Linked DNA regions of Mus musculus: region 2 is linked to region 1. A link is a loop called in an ENCODE intact Hi-C map of the cell type or tissue named here. Cell type or tissue: heart. All regions are shown on one strand.

The links. A loop is a pair of places that touch in the nucleus more often than their neighbours do. Peaks named below come from ENCODE experiments on the same cell type or tissue, not always from the same donor. Only the 100,000 strongest peaks of a DNase experiment are listed, where the experiment ranks them.
Region 2: a loop joins it to region 1, with 2.7 times the contacts of the local background. A loop is called at or near these places in 3 of 42 quality-filtered maps.

Annotation. Positions count from the first base shown.
Region 1 is chr10:59,970,400-59,978,399 of GRCm38, reverse strand. No RefSeq gene overlaps it. Among named protein-coding and RNA genes, the nearest start is that of Ddit4, 23 kb to the right of the region's middle. In heart, no CTCF peak of the experiment used is centred here; DNase peaks (open chromatin) are centred at 3,399, 3,989, 5,669, 7,809 and 4 weaker places; H3K4me3 peaks cover 608 bases; H3K27ac peaks cover 4,047 bases; H3K27me3 peaks cover 364 bases.
Region 2 is chr10:59,908,488-59,916,487 of GRCm38, reverse strand. Gm40673 (a long non-coding RNA gene) reads right to left here and starts at 7,041. Exons shown (of 3, transcript XR_871747.2): 1 at 6,876-7,041; 2 at 1,335-1,437. In heart, a CTCF peak has its summit at 147; DNase peaks (open chromatin) are centred at 117, 997, 4,737 and 6,917; H3K4me3 peaks cover 2,242 bases; H3K27ac peaks cover 4,564 bases.

The DNA of each region.
Region 1 (8,000 bases):
TGAGGGAAGGAGAGGACCTAAGTTTATAGTCTGCAATTATAAACTCCTGACAGCCACAGGAGTCCTCACTAAGCTACTAGGAACACCCAGGCTTTAATCCCAGAGGCCTGCAGTGCCAATTTACCCTGAAAAGCCAAGCCAGCCACCAGCACAGAAGAGGTTCTTACCCAAGGACAGTGAAGCCACTTCCCATTTTGAGTTTTTCTAAGTCTGCTGGCTCTGTGGCCAAAATAAGCTTCCATTAAAGAGTTCTGCCCTGGCAAGTGCCAGCTGGGTACTTTTAGATTTCAAAGGTGCTGAGGTGGGAAGGAAGAGCCTTCAATAACAAAGACAAGCCCCTGGGCTGGAAGCCATGTCTCTCATTTTAGCATAGAGGATGGGTAGGAACCAGTGGTACCCAAGCTCTGGGAACACTAGGGACACTCATCCTGGTTAACATAGAAAGGCGTGACTACATATGGAGCATCGTGCCAGGGACTTCCCACACATGTCATTTATTCCCTGAGAAAGAGGTAAAAGAAACGCCATGCGGTTGGGAGGAAACCACAAAGGCATGGCAGGGATGGCCGGGAAGAGTCATGGCCTGGGAACTTCAAGGGACATAGGGACAATGTTAGTTGGAGCTTCTCTAACAAAATGCCACAGGCTGACCTGCTTACACAGCAGAATTTTAACTCACCAAGTCCACAATTCGTGTATCAGTAAGGACCCTTCAGAAGGCAGAAGGGAAGGCTCTGGTCTAGAGTGACCCACACACACCTCCAGAGTCTCATGTGACCAAGCCTGACCTCAAATTCAATTTGTTATTGACAATGACCTTGTAATCCTCCTGCCACCAACCTCCTGAGCCTTGCCCAGCTTATGCAATGCTGGGGACCAAGCCCAGGACTTCATGCTTGCTGGGCAAGCACTCCTATCCTCCCCCCCCCCCCCCCCCCCCCCCCCCCCCGCCCGACAGTGAGTGAGTCCCTTTCTGGAGCACACCCTGTTTTGTGTGGACAAATGCATTAGGAACCTGTGGGGGGCTTTATTTGCATTTGACTACCTCTGTCAAGATCTAGCTCAGCCCCAAATTCCTGGGCTTAGGGCTCCGACACCTCCACAGGAGAATTTCAGAAAGACACACTTCAACACCTGTTAGGAGTGTCCAGCCCAGCTCTCTCTAAATCAAAACAACTATGACACTTCTCTGCGAGTGTGTGTGTGTGTGTGTGTGTGTGTGTGTGTGTGTGTGTGTAGCTTGCATGTGAAGGGCAGAAGACAACTTGGAGGATTTAGTTTTCTCCTTGCACCGTGTGTATGCAAGGGATTGAGCTCAAATTGTGAGACTTAGCAACAAGCACCCTTTCCTGCTGTGATATCTTGCCCTCAGCTGTCCTTAAATGAGGCCACGGAAGCTTTGGATGAGAAATTCATACACAATCACCCAGCAAGGTGGAAAACACTAAGAACCACCGACTTTTCTTGCTCAGGGCCTTGGCTGGACTTCTCCAGGAGCTGCTTGCCCGAGGCAGGCAGCTGCTATGCAGGACTCTGAGCCATCTTTGGAGTTCTGCTGGGCCAGCTTGCAAAAGATCATCACAGCTGCCTCCGTTAACTGTTTAGAGATCCCTGTAAAGAGATTCAACTAGGTTTTAGGATGCTGTTGTGGGAGCTGAGGTGGAGATCATCCTGGGACCCTCACTCAAGCACCCAGCCACTCCCCCCAGCCATTTGTTTGCAGTTCTGCCCTACTTGCAGGTGACCTCTGTGTTTCTCCGGAGGGGCTGGAGTACACAGGCTGGGGGGGGGGGGAGATTCTATACTGCTTAGGAAGGCCATCGAGCATGCTGTGTGCAGACCTTCTAGTGATGTGGCCTTAGGGTCACCCAGGATCATGCCTGTAACCCACCTTACCCATGCTCTGTAAGTGACCCTAATACACATTGATTCCCAGGGGGAACCTCAGTGGAATCCAACTGTGTTATTGAGACCTTATGAAGAGGGGGGAAGATTTAATAATACACTACACTTGGGGCGTGTGTGTGTGTGTGTGTGTGTGTGTGTGTGTCCTTCTCTCCCCCAGGAGAAAATTCTCACAACAGCATCCTAAAACCTAGTTGAATCTCTTTACAGGACTGGAGTGAGGACCCACAGAGATTCACATGCAGGCCATAAAGAAGCCAGAAAGGAGCTGGGCGTGGTGGCACATGCCTTTAATCCCAGCACTCCGGAGGCAGAGGCAGGCAGATTTCTGTGTTCGAGGCCAGCCTGGTCTACAGAGTGAGTTCCAGGACAGCCAGGGCTACACAGAGAAACCCTGTCTTGAAAAACAACAACAACAACAACAACAAAAAGAAGCCAGAAATGGGGTGAGGGGGGACTAGAGAGATGGCTCAGCACGGAAGGGCAGGTACGGTTCTTGCAGAGCAATGGGTTGTTTTGGTTCCCAGCACTCACAGGGTGGCTCACAACCATTTGTAGCTCCAGTTTTAGTGGATCCAATATCCTCTTCTGACTTCCACTAGCACCGTATACAAACAGACACTTGGATAAACACTCATCACTCATACACATTATATATGTGTGTGTGTGTATGTGTTATATACATATATATATATATATGTATATTATATATAGTATAATATATATATAAAATATACACACACATAGGTTTTGTTGTGGTTTTTTGTTTTTTGTTTTTTTCCAGACAGGGTTTCTCTGTGTAGCCCTAGCTGTCATGGAACTCACTCTGTAGACCAGGCTGGCCTCAAACTCAGAGATCTGCCTACCTCTGCCTCTTGAGTACTGGGATTAAAGCCACCCCCATCTGGCTTAAAATGTATGTTTAACAGAAGCCAAAAATGGGACTTGGATGATATGGCTTAGCTTGTAGAGTGTTTGACTGGCATGCACAAGACCCTGGGCTCAGCCCCAAGCATGTACTAATAACTGCAGCACTCAGGATGGAAAGATGGAAAGGTAGGAAGGTCAAGTTTTCAAGGTCACCTTCAGCTATGTAACAAGTTCAAGGCCAGCCTCACAAAATGAAGAAGTAACAAGTGCAACCTGTCACAGCTCTGTTCCTGTCCTGTGGCGTACACACACACACACACACACACACACACACACACACACGCATGCACACGCACACACACGCGCACACACACCGGCACAGTTAGCAAGCACTTCTTTGGAGCTTGCTGGGCTCTCTTGTGTTCATCCTTGGGTCCAGAAGGCCAGTGCGTAGCCATATGTTTGAAGAAGTCACTAAGAAAACACCAGAATAAGTGGCAGAGGTTTCAGAGCTGTGCTTCTGTGACCCAACAAACTCACATAGCCAGCTGTTATGGCTCATGGCTGTCAGAACAGTGCTGGGGGAGACAGCGACACATCATTATCACCATGGGTTATAGCAGCTCGTCCAGGCCCCTAGAGACACTGCCTCAAAGAAGTGAACAGACACAGAGGCAAACAGTAAGACTGAACATAGCATCTGGGGGGTGAGGGACACCAGACCACAAACCAAGATAGCAGGCTGCAGGAAAGGAAGTTCACCTTGTCCTTCCCTGTCCCAGGCCTGCTGGTTTTGCAGACATTTGCTGTTCTTTTGGTGTTTTGTTTTTTCTTAATTCAGTAAAAATAGCACTATGGGACAACATATCATAGCATTTGTGGAAATAAAAACTAGGAACCACATCACAGGGTGTTCTGATGCAAACGTGGCCCCAGCTCCCCAGGGTGACCTATGCTGCAAAGGTGGCTGTCCTCACTGGTCTCAGGTGGGGCCTGGCCTTGGGGAGGAAGGGAGGAGGAGGCACAGAGCCATCAGCTGTTTCCCCTCACCAAAGCTAGAAGCGCGGCTTTGTCTGAGCCTGCCTCCTGCACTATAAAAAGTTTCCGCCACAAAGGTCCATTCAGGAAACCAAGGTTAGAGACCCTGGGCTTCCTGACTTGATTGCTCTCCTGGGGCCTGGGACCAGCTCAGAAGGGTGGGGTGTGTGGGCTTTGCAGGTTACAGGATGTGAAAGTGAGGACCGAGGTTAAGGGAGAGAATAAAAGGCCAAGAGTAGAACACACCCAGCAGAGGCCATGTGCGGTTCTCTTCTTCAGGGTTTCCTGTGGGTGAGCTGAGAACATTGTGTTCTGGCTCTGAACTTACCCTGCGGGGGCTGCTCCCCTCTCAGCCTCTGGGTCCTAGTGCCTGACCTCACAGGCCTTGGCTTCCCTACAGTGTTGTCTCTCCTACCTCTGGCTGCTATAGTGTGGTCCCCAGCCACCTCCATAGATTCTCCCAGGGTTCTTGGTGTCGCACATAACAAAACATCCTTGAAGTTCAGGAAATAACTAGCCAGCATCTCTATGTTTTCCTGTCTTCTGGATGCTGGGAGCTAATGTTAAACCATCATGGTAATGAACCTTTGACCGCCAAGTTCTCCAGAGATACTTGGGAATACAAGCCTTCTGAGTGGGGTGGTGTTTGTTTATTTGTGTATTTGATTTTTCTGCCACGGCAGTGCTTACAGATAGAATGCAAGGCCTTACCCGGCCTGCCAGTAGGTGCTTTCTTTCTCTCTCTCTTTTTTTTATTGCATCTAGTTAGTGTGTGTTTATGTGCACACCATTGGTGTGCATGGAGAGGACAGAGGACCACTGTGGGAGTCTCTTTTCTCTTTCCCACCATGGATTCCAGGGCTCCAGGGATGACTGTAGTCATCAGGTGTCCTCTGACAGTCTCCTTACTCCCGAGATGGAGTCTCTCTGTGTTGTGGGTGTGTCCCACTCCCCAATTCTAGGCTGCAGGTCAGCCTGCCCAGGGATGCCATTGCTTCTGGTCCACCTTACCAGCACTGCGGTGCACAGGACCACGCTTCACTTTCTTCCTGGATGCCAGGGATCTGAGCTCAGCAAGCGCCCTTCCCCACTGAGCCCATCTCCAGGCCCTAGTTAGTTGTAGCACTTTGTTTGTTTAGAGATTTTTTTTTAATTGCATGAATGTTTGACTTGTGTGTGTGTTTATTGATTTTTTTTTTTTTGACACCCAATTTCTCGTGCCCCTTGCTGACTCCAAATGGAGCATGAAGCTGAGGGGGACCTTGAACTTCTGATCCTCCCGCCTGCATTTTCCAAGTGCTGGGGGCACAGGTGTGTGCCAGCACGACTGCTCTGTGTGCTACTGGGGATTGAACTCAAGGCCTCCTGCATAGAAGGCAAAGTCTGCCAACTGAGCCCAACGCCCTACCCAGGCCCTTAAGGGCCTTACCACGCCACTACTTTACGAAGCATGCTTCCAGGACACAGACTTTAACCATAGCCAAGTCACAGCAGAGGCTCTGGGTTCAGAGAGGATTTTTGACCCTTCTCTTGGACCTGGAGAGATGGCTCAGCAGTTAAGAGCACTGGTTGCTCTTCCAGAGGATCTGGATTCAATTCCCAGCACCCACATGGCGGCTCACAACTCTGTAGCTCCAGAGCCGGGGGACCTGACACCCTCACACAGACATACACACAAGCAAAACACCAATGCTATTAAAAATAAATCATTAAAAAAAAAAAAAAAACAGTTGCATCCCTCCCTTTCAAGTCACTGCATCCTGTCTGGTCACAGTGTCTGCCTTCTGTGTGCAGTCCTTTAACATCCCTGACTGGAAGCCCTTTGCTCCAGGCAAAGGGCCAGCCAAGGACTGATTGTACACTGAACACCTGCTCTGCACCAAGCTGGAACAATGGCCAGGCAACTGCCAAAGTCAAGTACACAACAAAGGAAAGCGCCCTTGGACTCTGCCCCTCTGAGACATCACGGTCTGCTGGAAATGCAGACAGGCAATCAAGAACAATAATCCCCCTGGGTTCCTGAGTTTCCTAAGGCAATGGCTCTCAGCCTGTGGGTCCTGATCTTTTGGTGAGGGGTCAAATAACCTTTTTACATGGACCATATATCAGATACCCTGCATATCGGGTATTTACATTATGATTCATAACAGCAAAGTTACAGTCACGAAGTAGCAACAAAAAATCATTTTGTGGTTAGGGGGGGTCACCACAACATGATGAACCGTATTAAAGGGTCACAGATTAGGAAGGTGGAGGACCACTGTCCCAAGGGAGCCCAGAGGGCTGGGTGTATACACAGACTTAACACTGGAGACCCAAGAGCATCTCCTTGAGGAAGAGGTCTGTAAGCTAAAGTCCAAAGAGGCAGTAAGAGGTAAAGAGGGATGGACCGAGAATGGCTGAAGGGTCCAGGGGTGCAGTTGGGTAGGAGGGATGGAGCCGATGTTCTGAGACAAGTAGGACAGCTATGGACGGCATAACCTAATTGCATGTTTCAGAATAACTAGTGGACAGTCGGGCGTGGTGGCTCATGTCTGTAACCCTAGCTCTATACCTGGGAGGGGCCGAGGACAGAGGACCTCAGGTTCAAGGTAGGCCTGGTTATATAGTGAAGCACTGTCTCAAAGAACAACAGTCCCATAGAGTGCTAGCCCAGCATGCATGAGCCCCCAGCACTTCAGTAAGTGGGCATGGTGACACACCTGCAATGCTAGAATGCAGGAAACGAAGGCAGAGGGGTCAGGAGTTCGAAATCATCCTCAGCTACTTAGCATGTCCTAGACTAGTCTGGGATATGTAAGACCCTGCCTGTCTGTCTGTCTGTCTGGTTTTTTGAGACAAGGTCTCTCTACACAGCCTTGGCTGTCCTGGGACTCACTATGTAGACCAGGCTGGCTCTGAACCCATCTGCCTCCACCTCCTAACTGCTGGGATTACTGGCCCTCTATCTTTATTTAAAAACAACAAACAAACAAAAAAATCTAGTAGATTAAAAAAATAATAAATAAAAAAAATCTAGTAGAAAGTTTACTAACTGTTCTTAACACACTTGCACACACACAATTATGAATTCTTAGAAAATTCATAATTGTTCCTGCCTCCAATTCTATGAAGTTCTGGAGAGACGATTCTGTGGCTAAAAGCACTTGCTCTCATAGAGTACCAGGTTTGATTCCCAGCATCCACGTGGTGGCTCGAAACCATCTGGAACTCCAGTTCCATGGGCTCTGGTGTGCACTCGTACGTGCAGGCAAAATATTCATACATAAAATAAACCTTCAACAAGAAGGACGGAAAGAAAGAAGGGTACGGTGCCAAGCACACACAGGGTAAATGCTTGCTGAACGAACAGTTGCTTCACGTCTCTAACACTGCTGCCCAAGTAATTCTCAGCTACCCATGGTGCCTCCTCCCGTTAGGGGTGGGAATGAAACCTAGACCTTGATGAGTGAATGGGGAAGGGAGGGGAGGGGAGGGGAGGGGAGAGATAAGGGCAGGATGGTGCACACCTGTGGTCTCAGCACTTGGGAGGTGGATGACTGAGAATCAGGAATTGTAGGTCATCCCTAGCTACATAGAGAATCTGAGGCCAGCCTAGACTACATGAGACCCTTTCTCCAAAAGGATGAAAGCAGAGGGAGGTGGGGCGCAGGGCTAAGATTTCCCCAGTGAAAACTAACACATGCTCCCACAAGGCACTTTCTGTCTCAAAAACAGCCCAACAGGGGTCTTGTCCTGCAGGACCAGACCACTAGCACCCACCATGGCTGGAAACGGCCCTCCCAACTTTCTGCTTGCCCCGAGTCAGGCAGCTGTGCTGAGGGCAAAAGTTCCCAGGTGGGCACACCCTCCCGTGCTTTTTGCACTTTCCTGTGGCTTTCCAGGCTGGCCCACAGAAGCCTGATTCATACACAACTGCACTGAAACATAGAATTAATTCGGCTGTAGCCTGGATGAACTTGGCCACTGCGGTGGCCACACCAGTCCTCACAGCACTGCTTCCATGGGGGAAAAAAAAAGTGTCTTGAGCTCCAAGAAGCCAAATTGTAACAGGATGAAGGCACACCCAGGCTCAGGCACTCATGGTCCCCAGACAAGGCTTTTTTTTTTTTTTCCTTTGTAAGAACACCCTGGGTAGCCTCTTCAGAAGGTTCTGGTGCACACTAGACACCTGTGAGCATGCCTCA
Region 2 (8,000 bases), 62 kb after region 1:
CAGCCAGTGACCCAGACTGCTTTCCGCCCCCAGCCCCGGGCTTGCTCCAGCTCGCCAGCAAGTTTCAGCCAGTGTGTTTCTGGTTGGGATGGAAGCCAGGGGTCAGATAAAGTCCCAACGTATTTTGCAGCACTGTTGACATTTTGCCCAGTGCCTCTGCTGGTGACAGCTGCCAGGAGCATGTGTTGGGAAAGACTGTCTAGAAGTGGATTTAGTTGGGTTAGAGGGAGCCAGAGAAGTCAGTAGTACCATGAACCCCATTAGGCTACTACCCCAGAATTTCTAGGGTCAAGGTCCAGTCTTATTCTTGCCTTGTTTTCTTCAAGACAACTAACCTTAAGGTTCCATCAGAGTTGCAGGAAGAGGGTTTGTTAGTTATCTCAGCCACGGGGGTAGTAGCCAGAACATACAGATGACAAGACACCGTGTGTCAGAGGACTCTAATCTCTCCCTATGTACTGTCTCATTTAGGCACAGAGGGATAGGGTCACATGAAATCACCGACAACTCAACTAGGTGACTTCAGAACAGAGAGTCACCCATGACTTCCCAGATGGGCTAAACAGGTTCTGAGATGGGCTGGAGAGAGACCAGGGTGAGGTGAGAAGGTGCTTGCAGTAGGTCACGCAATAAGAATGAACAATGAAGCTTGCTGCTCTGTGCGCTAACTTTGATCCCTGTCTGTTTTGAAACAGAGTGTCAAGTCGCCCTAGCTGGCTTTTGAGCTCACTGTGTAGCCAAGGATGCCCTTGAACTTCTGATTCCTCTACATCCACCTCCCAAGTGTTAGGATAAGGGCATACCTCACCACGCCCAGTTCATTCAGTGCTAGGGACCAAACCCAGGGCCAAGCACTCTACCAACCAACCCTCAACGTTAACTAAACGGCAGCAGGCCAAAGGTTTGCACATCCTTGCCTCTGGACCAGCAGCAAGCATTGCACCCAAGGGGACAGAAGCCCAGACAGATGACCCCAAGCCTTGGCAGCCTTTCTTTCCTGGCCCAGTTGGTCTAAGCCAGTTGTTCCAGGTCTTGTGGGAGCTATGTGAGACAGACAGTGGGTTAATGTGCAAGCTGGAGACACCTGCTATGTTGTATATGTCCTACAGCCCAGCCTGTGTCCACAGCCCTGGTGTGAGCCAGCTGGACCCACCCTTGTCCTAGGCCACGTTCAGCCACCCAGGAGCTCGGGTGATAGCCCACAGGTGAAAATGGCTGTTGGGTGTCAGCCTGCCACTTCATTGTTAGCTGTGTGTTCTCATCCACACTGGGTAGCTACTGTGGCACCATAGTTACTATGCTCAGAAGCAGCTCCTGAGCCAGAGGACACTCACCAGGGGACAGTCCTTAAGTGGGGTTTCCTGCGCACAACAGGTTGGGACAACATCTCCACTGTCCTCTTGGAGCAACCAGGCTTGCTCTTTGTTGCTTAAAAACCTTCCCAGAAAGAGACAGGCAACAACATTTACTCCTCAGATCCCAAGACAAACCAAGACACAAATCCACTAAAGTTCACTTTGGAAGACCCCGTGAGTTTATTTGGCTTCTTTATCTAGACTCGTTGAGAGTTCCTTACAGAGGTGTGTGTGCTCCTCCCATAAGGCCACACCTAGAAAGCCTTACCATATGACCTGAGGAATTCCTATCCCCATGCCATCCCAAGGCCTCTTCTAACCACTCTGCAGGGTAAACAGAATGAAGACAGAGTTGCAACAAACAGGTGACTGAGCCAGGCGGTGATGGCACACGCCTTTAATCCCAGCACTCAAGAGGCAGAGGCAGGCAGATTTCTGAGTTTGAGGCCAGCCTGGTCTACAAAGTGAGTTCCAGGACAGCCAGGGCTATACAGAGAAACCCTGTCTCAAACAAAACAAAACAAAAACAAGGCTGGCAAGATAGGTCAGTGGTTAAGAGTGCTGACTGCTCTTCTGAAGGTTCTGAGTTCAAATCCCAGCAACCACATGGTGGCTCACAACCATCTGTAATGAAATCTGTTGCCCTCTTCTGGTGCGTCTGAAGACAACTACAGTGTACTTACATATAATAAATGAATAAATATTTAAAAAAAAAGAAAATAGAAAAAAACAAAAACAAAACAAAACCCCCCAAAACAGGTGACTAAAGCATGTATACTCAAGTGAGGGTCCACTGGTCCTCTCTATTCCTCTCTGTTGAGTGTGCAGACCTTTGACAAGCCCCACTGGGATAATCTTTTGCAAAGGGGTATGGCGGAATGCCCCAAGACGGTGGTTGCTTGGCTTGGAGGACAGTCACTCATGACCCTGTCCTGTCTGTATTCCCTTCTCTTAGCTGTAGTCCAGGCTGGTCTTGGACTCACGATGATTTTCCAGCCTTGCCTCTGGGATGCTGAGATTATAGCCATGCCCTGCTATACCAGGCTTTCTTCTTTTGGTACCAGGGTTTACACCTAGAGTCTGGGGCATGGTAGGTAAATGTTCTACCAGAGTGGAGTGGTTAGGTTAATGTGTACTGTCTTATTTTAAATCGTATTTCTTTAAAATCTACTTTTATTATTTATTGTATTTCACAATAAGGCAGACGTTCTAACCCCTGAGCTATAGCTCTTGAGTTTTTTGATAGCAAGCCCTTTGACTTATGTTTAAGATACATGCAAGCTAGGCATGGTGGTGCATACGAAACACTTGAGAGGCTGAGACAAGAGAAACAGGAGGAGTTCTGCTATGTAGCTAGCTAGCTCTGACTATGTAATATATTCTAGGACAACCTGGGCTACATAAGACCTTATCAGGAAAAAAAAAAAAGCCAAAATTTGGGAGTGTTCAGTTGGTAAAATGTGCATAAAGATCAGAGCTGGATGGAAGAAGTCAGAAAAAGCCAGGTGCTTTGTCTGTAACCCGCTGGGGAGGTAGGGACAGCAGGATCCGGAACTCAGCCTAATTGCTGAGCCTCAGGTCCTAGGGAGAGACCTCTCCCCTAGAAAGGAAGAAGGTGAGGAGTAAATGAGGAGGACTCTGTCAACTTCTGGCTGTGACACACACAGACACACAGACAGACAGACACACACACACACGCATAGACACATAGATACACACATACAGACACACACGCATAGACACACAGATACATAGACACACACACATAGACACAACTTATACAAGATACACACAGACACACATACACAAACACACACACATACACATAGACACAGATACACACACAAACACACACAGACACACACACATATACATAGACACACACACACAAACACACAGCCACACCACAGACACACCTCACCCAGACACACATACATACATACACAAACGCATACACACAAACACACACAACGCATGTGCTTCTCCCCATTTGTACACATGGACACACATACATATGCACAAACAAATACAAGCAAAGAAAGTGAGTTTTTTTGTTTTTGCTTTTAGAGGTACATTCAATACCCCTTGATTGATTGCTTGGCTGCTTGCTTGCAGTGCATGCCAGGCACGTAGAGTTGTATCCCAGTCCCCTTAACGTCATAAATGACAGTCTATGCTGGTGGCCAGCTGGGATTGATTTGCATCAGTCAGTCACATATCCCTTCTTTCCAAGGTGTTAACTGAACTCTTACTGTATCCCAGGCACCTGGGGAGAGGGACGGAAAACACACCGTGTCTCCTTTACAGACTTTCCTGTGCAGAGAGGGGGGGCTCTGGAGGAAAAGATCGGGAAGCAGGAACCAGGACCCCTGAACGAAAGCAGTTTTGTGAAAAGTCTTTGTCTGCAATGGTGACATTAAAAAGGCCATCTCTTTGTTTGTTTGTTTTCAAGACAGGGTTTCTCTGTATAGCCCTTGGCTGTCCTGGAACTCACTTTGTAGACCAGGCTGGCCTTGAATTTAGAAATCCTCCCAAGTGCTGGGATTAAAGGTGTGCGCCACCACCGCCTGGCTAAAAAGGCCATCTCTACGAGGAGCCAATTGATTGAGGTACAGAAAAACTTTCTGTGCAAAGGGAATAGCGTTCGAGAAGGTGTAGGAAGTCTCAGACTTATTCAGGAGTGTAGGTGATGGAGAGGCTGGGTCGGGTGGTGAATACCCAAGGCTTTGAACTGGATGCTATAGGTGACCACGACATATTCCTGTGACATGGTTTTAAATCATAGCCCCAGGCTGAGGGCATAGATTATAAAGCCTAGCCTATATGAAGTCCTGGATTCCGTTCCCAGCATTGGAGGTGGGGTGGGGTGTCCAAGTGGAACCCAAAGCCTGCTCTGTGCCTTGAGTTGCCCTATGGTAAATTTACAGAATTGCCACCCAGAGGTCAAGAGATTTGCCCAAGTGAAGCAGCAAACCCGCAGCAAAGGTAGGGTCCCAAATCAAATGTCAGCGGTAGAACCCTAAACCTAAGCCACCTGCTCCCATCTGGAGAAGTCTGTGGACACCCGTTCTAACAAGAATTTGTGAAGCGTCTCTGCTCTCTCCCCCTCCCTCCATGCCTGGCCCTGGGAGGTAGCAAGACCTAGCAGGAGGGTGCAGGCATTCGTGGGGTGCCCCATGCAGCTTAGAAATCCCCGCAGGAGTCACGTCCCCTTGCCACCCCCTCTCACCACCACCCCACCCCCCAAGTTGCTGAAGAACACAAAGGGCGATTGTTTCCTGCCGGGCCACCGGCTAACTCCATTTCCCTCGTTTGTCTGCTAGGCAGCAGGAGCAAAGGGCAGCAGCCCTCAGAGGCGTCTGGGAGAAGGCGCTGGCTGCCTGGTTAATGGGCCGCCTGGGACTCAGGCTGAGGAGGCTGGGGGGATCCAGGTCCCGGGACGACCTCGGCGGCCACGCCCCACGCTGTGTGCAACGTGAGGAAGATCTAGGAGCTGATGGGGCAATCCCAGGCAAACGTGCTGACCGGCCTGTCTGCGGGTTCTTGGGCGGGAGGTGGGGTGGGGGTGAAGACAGGAGTTGGTGCAGAGATGGGGGGAGGTGCAGCGGTTGTCCCTCTCCAACCCTGGGTTTCCAGGGTCAGCTGGGGGAATACCCAGGACCTTAAGCATATGGGGTGGGGTTGGGGGTTCTTACTCACACATGCCTGAAGACCCCTCCCCCTCTTTGCAGTTCTGCTCTTCTGATTTTATTCCCCAGGCAACAGTTGTTCTGTTCCGCTCCTATCCCTCCACCCCCGCAAGCACTGACAGACACATGGGGACTGGGTGCCAACCCTCAGACACACCTGGGCAGCCACACGTGGGCGTGCACGCGCTGGGGCACTTGTTTGGAGAGAAGTTCTAAGCCCTTTCTTGCCTTCCCTGGTGTATCAGGCCTGTTGGAACAAGGTCTAGGCTGTGTGTGCTTACATAAGTTGGTTAACCTCTCTGAGCCTCAGATAACTGAATCTGCTCAGTAAGGCTGACAGAAGTAGTATTGGATTGTTGTAGAAATTTAAATAATTGCTCAGCAACTAAGAGCACTGGATCTTCCAGAGGACCACAGTTCAATTTCCCCAGCACACCATACAATTACTCACTAGGGTCCGTAATTCTAGGTCCAGAGGATCTGACACCCTCTCTGGCCTCTGCAGACACCAGGCATGTACGCTGTGCATAAACATCCATGCAGACAAAACATACACACACATAAATAAATCGAAATTTAAACAAGAGTAGCTAAAACGTTAAGCCCCATTAGTCACTAAGACTCACCCAATCCATGAAGGGATAGCATCCATGAACTGTAAGGATGCCTCCTGCGGCCCATTTTGTTCCCCTTTGGATTCATACTTATGTTTTCTGAACCAAAATAAGGTCACACCCACTCCTAGGTAAGGTTGAGGGAGAACTGTTTTATGGTAGATGAGAGGAATAGCATACCACAGCCAGGGGCACCTGGAAGGATACAGACTGAACGGGGCCATGAGGGGTCGAGAGAGGAGGCTGGGAGGGAGAGAGAGGAGAAACAGGAAGCAGACCAAGAGAGGAGTGGAGGACAAAGAGGCCAAGAGAGGACCAAAAGAGTGACTGGCCCAAGTCTTTTATATGGGAACGGGAAGCTGCGGGGAAGGGAAGCCAAGCTCGGACTCTGCGCTGGAGGGGTTTCGGGTAGGGGGCGGGGTGAGAAGTGTGGGAGGAGCCACAGGTACCAAGTGACACTTGTCCCGAGTTTCTTTGGGATCTCACATTTTCTGCATTAGAAATGATATCTGTAGATCCAGAGTTTGAAGCTAACTGCCTGCCTGCCTCCATTTCTCTCTCTCTCTCTCTCTCTCTCTCTCTCTCTCTCTCTCCCCCCCCCCCTCTCTCTCTCTCTCCCCCTCTCTCTCTCTCTCAGATTTATTTATTAAGTATACTGTTGCTGTCTTCAGACGCATCAGAAGAGGGCGTCAGATCTCATTATGGATGGTTGTGAGCCGCCATGTGATTGCTGGGATTTGAACTCAGGACCTTCGGAAGAGCAGTCAGTGCTCTTAACCGCTAAGCCATCCCCCAGCCCCGCCTGGCTGCCTCCCTCCCTCCCTCCCTTCCTCCCTCCCTCCCTTCCTCCCCCCTCCCCCTCCCTCCCTCCCTCCCTCCCTCCCTCCCTCCCTCCCTCCCTCCCTCCCTTCCTTCCTTTCTTCCTTCCTTTCCCACAGATATTTGGGAGGCAGAGACTTGAAGACTGTTCACTGAAGACTCACTGAAGACTGGCAGCCTGGGATCAGCCTCCAGCACTTGTGGCTGTACCTGTGACCTGCCCGCCTGGGCAGCTGCCAGCTCTGACCCCTGACTCATTGTTGGAAACCTCTTCCTGCCCGGCTCTGCATCCATGCAACAGGGACCGGAAACCTGCTCTCCCCTGTCTCCTGGGACTGTTGGGGGATGAGTCAAATAACGGGCGGGGAAAGCTAGAGAAGTTGAAAGAGGTTCCTTACCAAAGCCGACTGATGCAAGGTTTGGGTTTTTCCATAGAACCTAGTGCGTGCAAACAGGGATGGTTCCCAGCAGATGCCAGAATCCTATTCCCAACAGACTTCCTGCGGCAAGGACTATGATGCGGCTCGGTCCAGGCTGCTAACCCCTAGCTCTGTGACTGGAAATATGCCCAGGACCGCTTAGTTCTGCCGGTCTCCGATCTGTTGGGATGGGGCGTGGCTTCCCAGGCTGGGATGTAGTCTGAAGGAAAGGAGTAGTGGGTCTCTATGCTTCCTAGCGGGGGGTGGGTGGGGGGTGTGGGGGGTGTGTGTGGGGGTGTTCCTGAGGACTTGGGACTGCGAAGGAGGGAGGCGGGATAGGACAGAAAGAAGGCAGCCTCTTAATCAGAGGGGCCATTTCCACAGTCCTCAGGCATTGACAAATGCAGAGTCAGAGATTAGTGTCTCCCAGACGACCTTGGACATGACTGACCCTCTTCCTGGACCCTGTAATGCACAGGGAGCTGTCTCTCAGATGGGATCCAAGTCTGAATCCTGTTACCAGTTTATGTGTCAGGCCTCTCCGTGTAGGGTGGAATAGCCACACCTATTCAGAAGGCAGAAGTGTGTGTGTGTGTGTGTGTGTGTGTGTGTGTGTGTGTGTGTGTGTGTGTGTCAGGGGTGGTGCACCTGAAATCCCAGTGCTCAGGAAAGCTGAGGCAGGAAGATCATGAGTTCAAGGCCAGCCCGAGCTACACAGCTGTTGCTATGTCACCCATACAGCACCCCTTACTCTGTCCCCATCACAGGGGAGCCCAGGCAGGCTCTTGTCAAAGGTCCCGGAGGTGGCGATAAGCCCTGACAGCTTCAGGACTGTGTATCTTCTACCGAGCTTTCCAGCTTCATCACAAGCTTTTCTGGGAAGAGATGCTCAACAGAGCATTTGAAGAGTCTTCTATGTATCCTGCATACTCTCTGACTCGCTGTGGATGGGTAAATGGAGGCAGGGAGAGAGACAGAACAATGTGTCTCAGGTCACACAGACAGGATTTGAACCCAGATCCACTGAGTGAATCAGATGATCTACCCCACAGGGTTTGGGACCCTTTCTTTCTCTCCTGAGAAAGATGCGCAAATGGTCTTAAG